Regions from separate parts of the Homo sapiens genome. Here region 1 is linked to region 2. The links are chromatin contacts, found by Hi-C in ENCODE. All regions are on one chromosome and are shown on one strand. The core of a region is the stretch at or near the end of the contact, and the rest is flanking DNA. Distances in the headings are between cores, read along the strand shown. Region 1 holds the start of MIGA1 (mitoguardin 1). Region 2 holds the start of ANKRD13C-DT (ANKRD13C divergent transcript).

The links. A loop is a pair of places that touch in the nucleus more often than their neighbours do. Pooled maps may share reads with other maps.
Region 1: a pooled map shows a loop between it and region 2 (4-fold over the local background). The contact joins the promoter of MIGA1 here to the promoter of ANKRD13C-DT in region 2. A Hi-C loop is called at or near these places in 1 of 168 maps with a recorded cell type or tissue (CD4-positive, alpha-beta memory T cell), 1 of 37 single-sample maps with no recorded cell type and 2 of 50 pooled maps.

The regions. Positions count from the first base shown.
Region 1 is chr1:77,777,852-77,782,511 of GRCh38, forward strand. MIGA1 (mitoguardin 1) reads left to right here and starts at 1,798. Exons shown (of 16, transcript NM_001416120.1): 1 at 1,798-1,885. It also overlaps the pseudogene RNA5SP21. RefSeq lists an enhancer at 1,685-1,774.
Region 2 is chr1:70,352,885-70,357,894 of GRCh38, forward strand. It overlaps ANKRD13C-DT (ANKRD13C divergent transcript), which reads left to right and starts at 1,927. Exons shown (of 4, transcript NR_168352.1): 1 at 1,927-2,324. ANKRD13C (ankyrin repeat domain 13C) reads right to left here and starts at 1,838. Exons shown (of 13, transcript NM_030816.5): 1 at 1,095-1,838. The coding sequence starts at 1,524. RefSeq lists enhancers at 245-1,444, 704-1,622, 1,578-1,627, 1,623-2,540, 1,668-1,727 and 3 more.

The sequences.
Region 1 (4,660 bases), core at 548-3,047, 7.4 Mb after region 2:
TTTCCTTGTCTCCAATATCAGAAGACATTGAGTCCCCTGTCCTTCTGGTTTAAACCACTACTTGTTTGGTTTTCTTTTACTTGTAGCGAATATGTTAACTAATATATCCAATAATGGCTAAGATTGAGTGCAGTACTCTGCCAAACCAGAAGAAGGGAGGCTTACAGCAAATTACATTTGGTTTATAAACATAAATTAAATGTGATATTTCTATTTTATATATTTTATTATTATTTTGTAGAAATGAGGGTCTTGCTATTGCCCAGGCTAATCTCGAACTTCTTACCTCAAGGGATCCTCCCTCATCGGCCCCACAAAGTGTTGGGATTACAGATGTGAGCCACCTCACTTGGCCTAAATGTGACATATCTTATTCTCATGCTAAAGAATAAACTCTGTACCCACCGTGTAATACTATTTTTCTCATAATGTTTATTGTGGAATTAAGGAGATAATATGGTCTCAGGAAAGTTGTGTTGAGTGGTAGTCATCATCATTACTGCTATTCTCATTACGTTGAATGTTTGGAAGCTGTGGGAAATGGGAAAGAGGAGGAAATTGGGAAAATAAATGAAAATAGCCTTACAAATTTCAGGTTCTTCAAGTCTCAAGAGCTCCATTTACCCTATAAGTGCAAAATATTTTCACATAAAACCCAGTCTGTGGATCGTTAGTTATTATTAATCTAATAATATCATAAATTGGTACTACTATTCTATTTTCCATTTGGTTAAATGGGAATTTTGAAAACAGAATTATTTTGGCTTTTCACCACAAATATGCTCAGCAACTGGAATTCTTAAATCTGCAGTTTTTTTGTTTTGTTTTGTTTTGTTTTGTTTTTTGTTTTGAGACAGAGTCTCACTCTAGTCACCCAGGTTGGGGTGCAGTAGCACTATCTGGGCTCACACAACCTCCGCCTCCCGGGTTCAAGCGATTTTCCTGCCTCAGCCTCCCGAGTAGCTGGGATTACAGGCAGGTGCCTGGCTAATTTTTGTACTTTTAGTAGAGATGGGGTTTCGCCATGTTGGCCAGGCTGGTCTTGAACTCCTGACCTCAAGTGATCTGCCCGCCTTGGCCCGCCAAAGTGCTGGGATTACAGGCTTCAGCCACCGTGCCCCGCCTAAATCTGCAGTTCTGATGGAATGTTTTGACTGAAGACTGAACGTAGAAACAGTACCTTGGGTTTTGTTGTTGTTATTTTTTCCTAACCCGGCCCCCTATTAGTTTACTATGTATTAGAACCTGAGAGAGGTGACTACTCTGCCAATAAATTGCCACATTCAATATTCTTCGGTTGCCTAATTCAGTGGGAAACACAGAAAAAAAGGTAAAGAGGACATGAAATCAATAATAAATGCATCATCTATACCGGATTGGAATGCCTCTTAACACTCATTCATCTGAGGGCTGAGGGCCTGTGGTAGAAGTTCTTAATCTTGTTTTCAGGGTTTTGAAATTGTGTAACTTTTTTTTCTTTAATGTAATGAGCATGTGTATACACATTTTTTTTTTTCCAGGGGAAACCCTCCATAATTTTTACCAGATTGACAACCGTTCTAGATCCCCCGACAGGTTACGAACTACAATACTAGTTTTTTTTTTTTTTTTTTACCGGTTTGTAAAAGGATGCAATTCTTCGAATATAGTTTTTGCATCCACTTGACGAGGAAGGAGCCTCTACCCTAAACAAAAATGGCGGGAGCTGCTTCACACGTAGTCCCTCACGCAGAAAGCCTGGAAGGCCCCCTCCACTTTCTCTCCACCTTCGCACTCCTGACCCCGGAAGGACTCCGCCTTCTCCATGTCAGACTGCTGCTCAGCGCCAGGCATCAGCTGGGAAGCTGGCGTGGGCAGGCCAGCTGTACCTGGCCTGGAGCTCCAGGTACAGGGCCAGGGGCGGGGTGGGGTGGAGAGGCGGGCGGGAGGAAGCGGAGAGTTGAGCGGCCACGCAGTTGGGGCAGAGGCCTCGGGGCAGGGGTGGCGCGGACTCCATCGCTGGCGTTAGCTCTCGGAGTGCCAGGTGGAGCGGCGGAAAGCCAGAGGGTCTACGGCCGTGCCACCCTGAACACCCCCGACCTCGTCTCATCTCAGAAGCTAAGCAGGGTCGGGCCTGGTTAGTACTTGCATAGGAAAGCAGGAGGGTCCCCACGCCAGAGGGAGGCCTGCAAAGGAAGCGCGGAATTGGGATGGGCTCGCCACTGCTCTGAGCCAGAGGAAGGGTCTGGACGGCCGAGCTGGAGGGACCCCCTTTTCTGGTGTTCTTGGCAAAGAAAAAGGAAGACAGCAGAGGAGAGCTCCGCGAGGGGCTGCTGTGGGGTCGGGGGAGAGCGCGCTGGAGGTAGGGCAGCTGGTGAGGTCTCAGGTTCGGCTTGGATGCGGGTGGTTTTGAGCAGGGAGTGGCTTTTGGATGTGAAAGATTACTCTGCTTTGCAGGTGCTTTAAGAGAATAATTTAGCACGGGAGTATTGTGGTGTCAGGTCCTTCTGTAAAGTTGTTAAATTATCTATTTTCCAGAGGGAAGACTCAGCTTGTTTTTGCACAGGACTTTGAAACCTTTATTATTGTTGTTTTATTGTTGTTGTTATTGCAGCTAAACATGTTTGCTCTGTTCAAAGTGTCAGAGTTAGGTTATATAGATTTGTGCTTCACGTCAATTTTCTTTTTGATACTTCAGACTTTCCTTCCTGTTGGATTATAAAGTCAAAGTTGCAGGATAGAATTTTAAGATGTCTAAGAAACTGTTTATGACACTTATTTTTAATTCCCCAGTAGTTGGAATGTAGAGGAGCAAGTAATATCACACAGGACAATATTTTTGGTTATGTTTTATAGATTCCGTCTATAAATTTGAATAATCATGAAACCCCCTTCATGTTTATTTTTATTATGCTTCTGAAAGCAAATGAAATGACTAGTTTTTTGTTTTTTTTTCTTTAGTTTTTCAATGAATAATGATTAGGTTTGGAATCAACTTCCTCAGTAATATTAAATGAAAAAGAATGAGGTAGTTAGAATGCAAAAATAGAGGTTTGTCATAATATTTTTTCTTTTTTCTTTTTTTTTTTTTTTTGAGGCGGAGTCTGGCTCTGTCGCCCAGGCTGGAGTGCAATGGCGTGATCTCTGCTCACTGCAACCTCCGCCCCTAGGGTTCTAGAAGTTCTCCTACCTCAGCCTTCCGAGTAGCTGGGATTACAGGCGCCCGACATCACTCCTGGCTAATTTTTTTGTATTTGTAGTAGAGATGGGGTTTCGCTATATTGGCCAGGCTGGTCTTGAACTCTTGACCTCAACTGATCCACCCACCTCGGCCTCCCAAAATGCTGGGATTACAGGCGTGAGCCACCACGCCTGGCCGAGGTTTGTCATAATCTTTTAAGAATATCTCTGCAGCCAATTAAAGTGTTTGCTTTATTTTCTTTCTATTCTGCTTAAAAATTTGGAATGCTCCATTATAGGGAAAATTACTTTGGGTGAATTACTCAATACGTTTTTTAAATGCAGTAGCATAGATTGCTTAATGATCCAGAATCTAATTAGTAAAAATGTTTCTCAAAATAAAATGTGTTAATATTTAGGGAGGGGGAAGAATAAATGAGCTTCCCCCCACTTCCTTTTTACTGTAGTAATATTAAAAAAGTAATACATGTAGGCAGGTTTTTAAAAATCAAGTATTACAAACAGACTTATAAGGAAAAGCAGTCATTCTTTGCCCAGCTTTTCTATATCCCTTGTCTTATTCTCCAGAGGACCATTTTTCACTTTCTTAACTGTTCATGGTTTCCTCTGTACTTTTTAATCATATGTCTCTATCACAGGTTGTTGACTGAAATAAATGTATGTCAAGTAGAACTAACTATACTGAATCTAAAAGTTGTACTTAGAACACTGGTAGGGGGGATTAAGTTTATACTGCTGTATCCCTAGTAAGGATTAAGGGAAGCATCAGTAGTAGTAACCCACCCTAAGAGGTATTGCTGTGTTTGATTTTAAAGGAAACCACTACTTAATCAGTGGTTTTGACACTTGTCTGAAAACAGGTGGGTATTAACAGAAGGGGATAGTCTATTGGAGTATAGAAAAAGAGAACATAGAAATGTATGCAGAAATGAAGGGCCTAAAAAAGTGTAGCAAATAATTTTTTTTTTTTTTGGTGTAGGCAGGGTTTCACCATGTTTCCCAGGCTGGTCTCGAACTCCTGGGTTCATGGACTCAAGCAATCCACCCATCTCGGCCTCCCAAAGTCACTCCCAAAGTGCTCAGGCATGAGCCACTCACTGTGCCCAGCCGCAAATAAACTTTTATAGAGGGATTGCTGGTAATTTTTATATTCTGTTATGTAATATACAGCACTACCCAAATAAAAGAAATAATAAATTTGGTAGACATAAACATTGTGGTTATTAGAGAAGCCCATTCTCTTGTGCATTAGAGATAATGCTTAGGCGTTTTCTTGGCCTGAATGAAATATTCCTCAGGACTCTTGATTTTTGCACTCATCAGGCAACATTTTTGACTTATTAGTTCAGCTTCCTATGGTCTTTTATTTCAGGGATGGTATGTTTTGATAGAATATGTACACTAGATCGTTTATTTCTTTATTATAAATAGATAAACTTGTAAAGTGATTTATGCATCAATACCATGTAAATTTGTTTAA
Region 2 (5,010 bases), core at 677-3,176:
TTGTTAGATAATTATACAGCCAAGAGAAATCTTACTCGTTTTTTTTATCTGAATTTTTGTCCTAAAAAGCCTACGATCCAATGGAATTAAGTGAGCTTATTTCACAGGCAAATATTTCATTGATACGTATATCATTTTGAGCACAAAGTTGGTTCAGTGTGTTCTAACTGAATGTATACAATTTTCATATTAATAGCAGAGCGATCAACAATATTTGCCAACTACCCAGTTTAAAACGGCTATTAAATGTTAAAATGTCAGTGTTCACATTAGTCTTCAATAATAAATTTACTGTTGCTTAAAAGTCAACTCAGTCACATTATTTTTTAGAATTAAACAAAAAATTCAGCTGACAAGGCAAAAAGAAATGGTCAATATTGACTAAGATAAAATTACCATAAAAATCATAATACTATTTTTAGTCACAGTCATCAAGATGAGACATTACTATTAGCAATTATCTACTTAAAACAAGCAAAAAATCAAATCTCTACTCAAACAAAAATCGGCTGTTGAGAAGTCACTTTAACTGTTCTACGTATCAAATACCAACAAATTTCTACTGTGTGGCTTTCAGAAATCTAACATTCTAAGTTTACTGAAAGCAGACAAAAAAGAAACAACCTGGTGGCAGGCAAAATCACAACCAGTTGCAGTCAAGATGGGATCTGTATGTGAGCAATGAAGGGAGGAGGGCAATTTATGCGTTCAAAATTTAAAATGCCAAGGTAGGGGGAAGAGAGAGAAATAAAGATATATAGCTCCATAAACAAAGGGAGAAAACCATGTTGGGTGGGAGGCAACCTAAAATTTCTGACAGTCCAGAATCAGCAAATCGAAGGCCTGTCTCAAACAAAACAGCTTCTCACGACAAACTTTGAAGTGGGCAAGGAGGATACATTCCTTTGCACCCACAAGAACCAACCCCTTGACCACTGGCACGCTATTACTGAGTCGATCATGATTTACCGAACGGCCCGGATGATGGGCAAAAAGAAGAGTCTGCTGGAGGGGGCCTAGGATTCCAGAAGCCTGGGGAGGCACACCCTAGGCTCGGGGAAGGAGAGAGGTGGAGAGGGGCTAGCACTCCTCACCGTGATTATCTTTCTGCCCGATATTGTGCGTGCGGATGAGAGAGGAGAGTCTCCTCACATCCCCCTTGAAGACGCACTCGTGCACCGGGTAGTGTGCGGGGCAACTGCCTCCATCCGCGACGACAGCAACGGGGTTGGTGCCGGCCAGAAGGGCCGGGGACTGGGAGTTGGCAGTCACGGAGGAATTGTGCAGCGGCAGAGCCGGGGCGCCGGGGGGATTGGAGGAGGCCGGAGCTGCCTTCAGCTGTAGCCGGTGGTGATGGTTACTGAAGATCTTATGACAAGCTTTGCCGCCCTTGCCAATCCTGCTTCTGGTAAAGGTACCGCCGAGGGCAGCCGCCGCTTCCTCATCCCCGGGCTCCAGCAGGTCCCCTTCTTCTTTGCTGGGCTTGTGGTCCCTCCGCAGTGAGCGGATCTTCTCCCCGGTCATCGCCGCCGCCAGGGGCAAGGGGGGGAATCGGGAGGCTCACCGCTGGCGACGGAGCTGGCGCTGCGGCGGCACAAGGCGATTAGAGCGGTGGCCAAGAGCCTCCAGCGCAGCATGAACTCCCACTGAGCCCCCGAGCCTGGGACAAACGCATCTCCCGGGGAAGAGCCGGCTCTCGCCTAGGCACGAAGGGACGCGCGCTCGCTGGGGGAAGCTAGAACTCAGGTGCCCACGACACCAGGATCTCAGTCTCGCCGTCGCAGCCGCCGTCGCTGCCTTACACCGAAAAACAGGGCACGGCCATCTTCCTCTTGCTCCTCTCGCGAGAGCTCCCCCAGGAGTGAAGAGAGAGAAAACACCGCGATAAGTGAGCCACCCGCTCCCTCCCTCGCACCTTCTATTCCCAGAATCACTAGGCGCCGGCGCCTCCGAGGCAGTGTGTTTCCGCCCAGAGCTGGAGTCTCCCAGCTGCCAGCCGACCCCGAACCCGCACTCCCGCCAACCGCGCTTTTTGTGGGCGGTCGGAAACCACAGCCTCCGTTGGATATGTTCGGTGCATGTTATAAACAACCACTTAAACCCTCCGGATCTGAGCCTCCCGCAGAGGAATGCAGAATGACGCCACGGCACGCAGGATGTGATGTCACCGAGATGCAGAGGATACTCAGTCAACCAACATTTACTGAGCATCTACTTCGTGCCGTATGTACGAAGCTAGCAAATATGTACAGCACCAGTACTGATTGCAGGGAGCACTGTAGAAGAGGAATGAAGGCCAAACAATTAAAAGCGGAGGCGGGGAGGTGGGTTGCACACAAAAAAGGGAGGGACGAATTTTAGTGTTGAGTTGTCAGGAAAGTCATAGAAGAGTTTAGGTGCTGACTTTGGAAAATGATGGGCTGTCCAGCAATCGGAAAGAGGGGAGGCCACTCAAATATTTATTAGATGAATGAATTTCGGGCAGATGTCAGAGTTAACATATATGAGGGTGGGGACACTCAAGGAGGGCAAAGAATCGTGTAACTGAAATATAATTGTATTAGTTCATGGCCAACCTCAACCTAGTGTCAAACTCTGAAGAAACGTAAATCTGCCAACCATAAAACTTTAACAAAGTAACTAAAGCTGGCCACTGAGGACGTAAGGAGGGGGCTTAGCAAAACATCCTAAAGATCTTCACCCATTTAACTCTCCAAAGTCCCCCTATGTTCTGAGAGCAAATACTTCAGATCTCTCTCTCTTTTTTTTGTTTTTTTGTTTTTTTGACAGAGTCTCTGTAGTCCAGGCTAGAGTGCAGTGGTGCAATCTCGGCTCACTGCGACCTCCACCTCCCAGGTCCAAGCGATTCTCCTGCCTCAGCCTCCAGAGTAGCTGGGATTATAGGCCTGCGCCACCACACCAAGCTAATTGTTGTATTTTTAGTAGAGACGGGGTTTCACCGTGTTGGCCAGGCTGGTCTTGAACCCCTGACCTCAGTGATCCGCCAGCCTCAGCCTCCCAAAGTGCTGGGATTACAGGCATGAGCCACTGCGCCCGGCCAGATCTCTTCTTTCTTAAAGTTTATACTACTGCTAACTCATCTCCGCAAACAAACAACTCGATGGGCCTCTCTTAATCCTCCCCAGTCACTCAACTTTTCACCTCCAATTTTCTTCTCAGTCTGTTCAGATAAATCTGTTTCTTCCTCTTCTTTCTTTTTCGGTGGAGTGGAGAGTTCCGTTTATGTTAAAACATTACCCAATCAACAGTTCAAAGCATCCTCTTGAGACAGCAGTAGAGACTGAAAAAATACATGCAATAATGTTTGCTTCTTCCACAATAGCCAATATTTATTGTTAACGCTAAGCCAGGCAGTATGCTTGGCACTTTATATGCTGTTATCTCCCCCTGATTAGCATTAGTATCCTCACTTGACAGTTAAAAAAAACTTGCCCAATACTTCAATGCTAGAATGTGGTACAGTCAAATCTGACAGTAAGGCTAGAGAGAGAGGAAGGGCCAGGTCATGCAGGGCTTTGTATGTCATCTTAAAAGTTTACACTTGGCCGGGCGCGGTGGCTTATGCCTGTAATTCCAGCACTTTGGGAGGCTGAGGCGGGCAGATCACGAGGTCAGGAGTTCGAGACCAGCCTGGCCAATATGGTGAAACCCTGTCTTTACTAAAAATACAAAAATTAGCTGGGCGTGGTGGCTTGTGCCCGTACTCGCAGCTACTCGAGAGGCTGAGGCAGAAGAATCGCTTGAACCCAGGAGGCGGGGGCTGCAGTGAGCTGAGATTGTGCCCCTGCACTCCAGCCTGGGGACAGAGTGAGACTCTGTCCAAAAAAAAAAAGGAATAGTCTTTTTAGAGATCTTTAAACAGGGAATAGCATAATGCAATCACCTTTATAGAAAATTCAGTGACTCAGGCCGAACGCAGTGGCTCATGCCTGTAATCCCAGCACTTTGGAAGGCTGAGGCGGGTGGATCACTTGAGGTCAGGAGTTCAAACCAGCCTGGGCAACATGGTGAAACCCTGTCTCTACTAAAAATACAAAAATTAGCCGGGCATGATGGTGGGTGCCTGTAGTCCCAACTACTCGGGAGGCTGAGGCAGGAGAATCGGTTGAACCTGGGAGGTGGAGGTTGCAGTGAGCCAAGATCGTGTAATTGCACTCCAGCCTGGGTGACAAGAGCAAAACTTGGTCTCAAAAAAAAAAAAAAATTAAAAAAAAGAAAATTCAGTCACTCATACTTTAGAGAAGTATGCATCAAGAACAGAACTTTAAAGAAGTATGCAGTAAATCAGATGATGAGAGCATGAACCAAGTTAGTAAGAGTGAGGCAGAAAAAGGTTTAAGAGGTTTTTAAAAATGAGTTCAATCTTAGCATATTGAGTTGAAAGTTGCTTATCTGTAGGGAGTTAGATGTTCTACATTTTAGATATTTGCAAGTGATCCTTAGGTAACAGAGAACTAGGTATGGGCTGGATTCAGAAGTTATCATTACACAGTAATTAATGCTCCAGAAGTGGGTGAGTTCCCCAAAGAAAAGTTTATAGAATGAGAAATTAAGAAGGTCCATATAGAACAAAATCTTGAAAACACCAATATTCAAAGCGTGTGTATAGGGTAAGTGGCCAGCATCCTATTACTAAAAACCTACACCAAATAATATCCCGTTATACTTGTGAAGTATTCTATCACTAGAGTCTGAATTTGAAATTTCTTTATTAGTGGCTGTCACCCATGGATGTCACCCATGGAATGTGGAAACTCATAAGTATCCCTCCAGTAAAATCAAACACCATACATATCAAAAATAATATTCAGGCCAGGTGTGGTAGCTCATACCTGTAATCCCAACACTTTGAAAGGCCAAAGCAGGAGGATCACTTGAGGTCAGGGGTTTGAAACCAGCCTGGGCAACATAGTGAAACCCCATCTCTATCAAAAAATATAAAATATTAGCCACCTGTGGTGCTAAACACCTGCAGTCCCAGCTACTCAA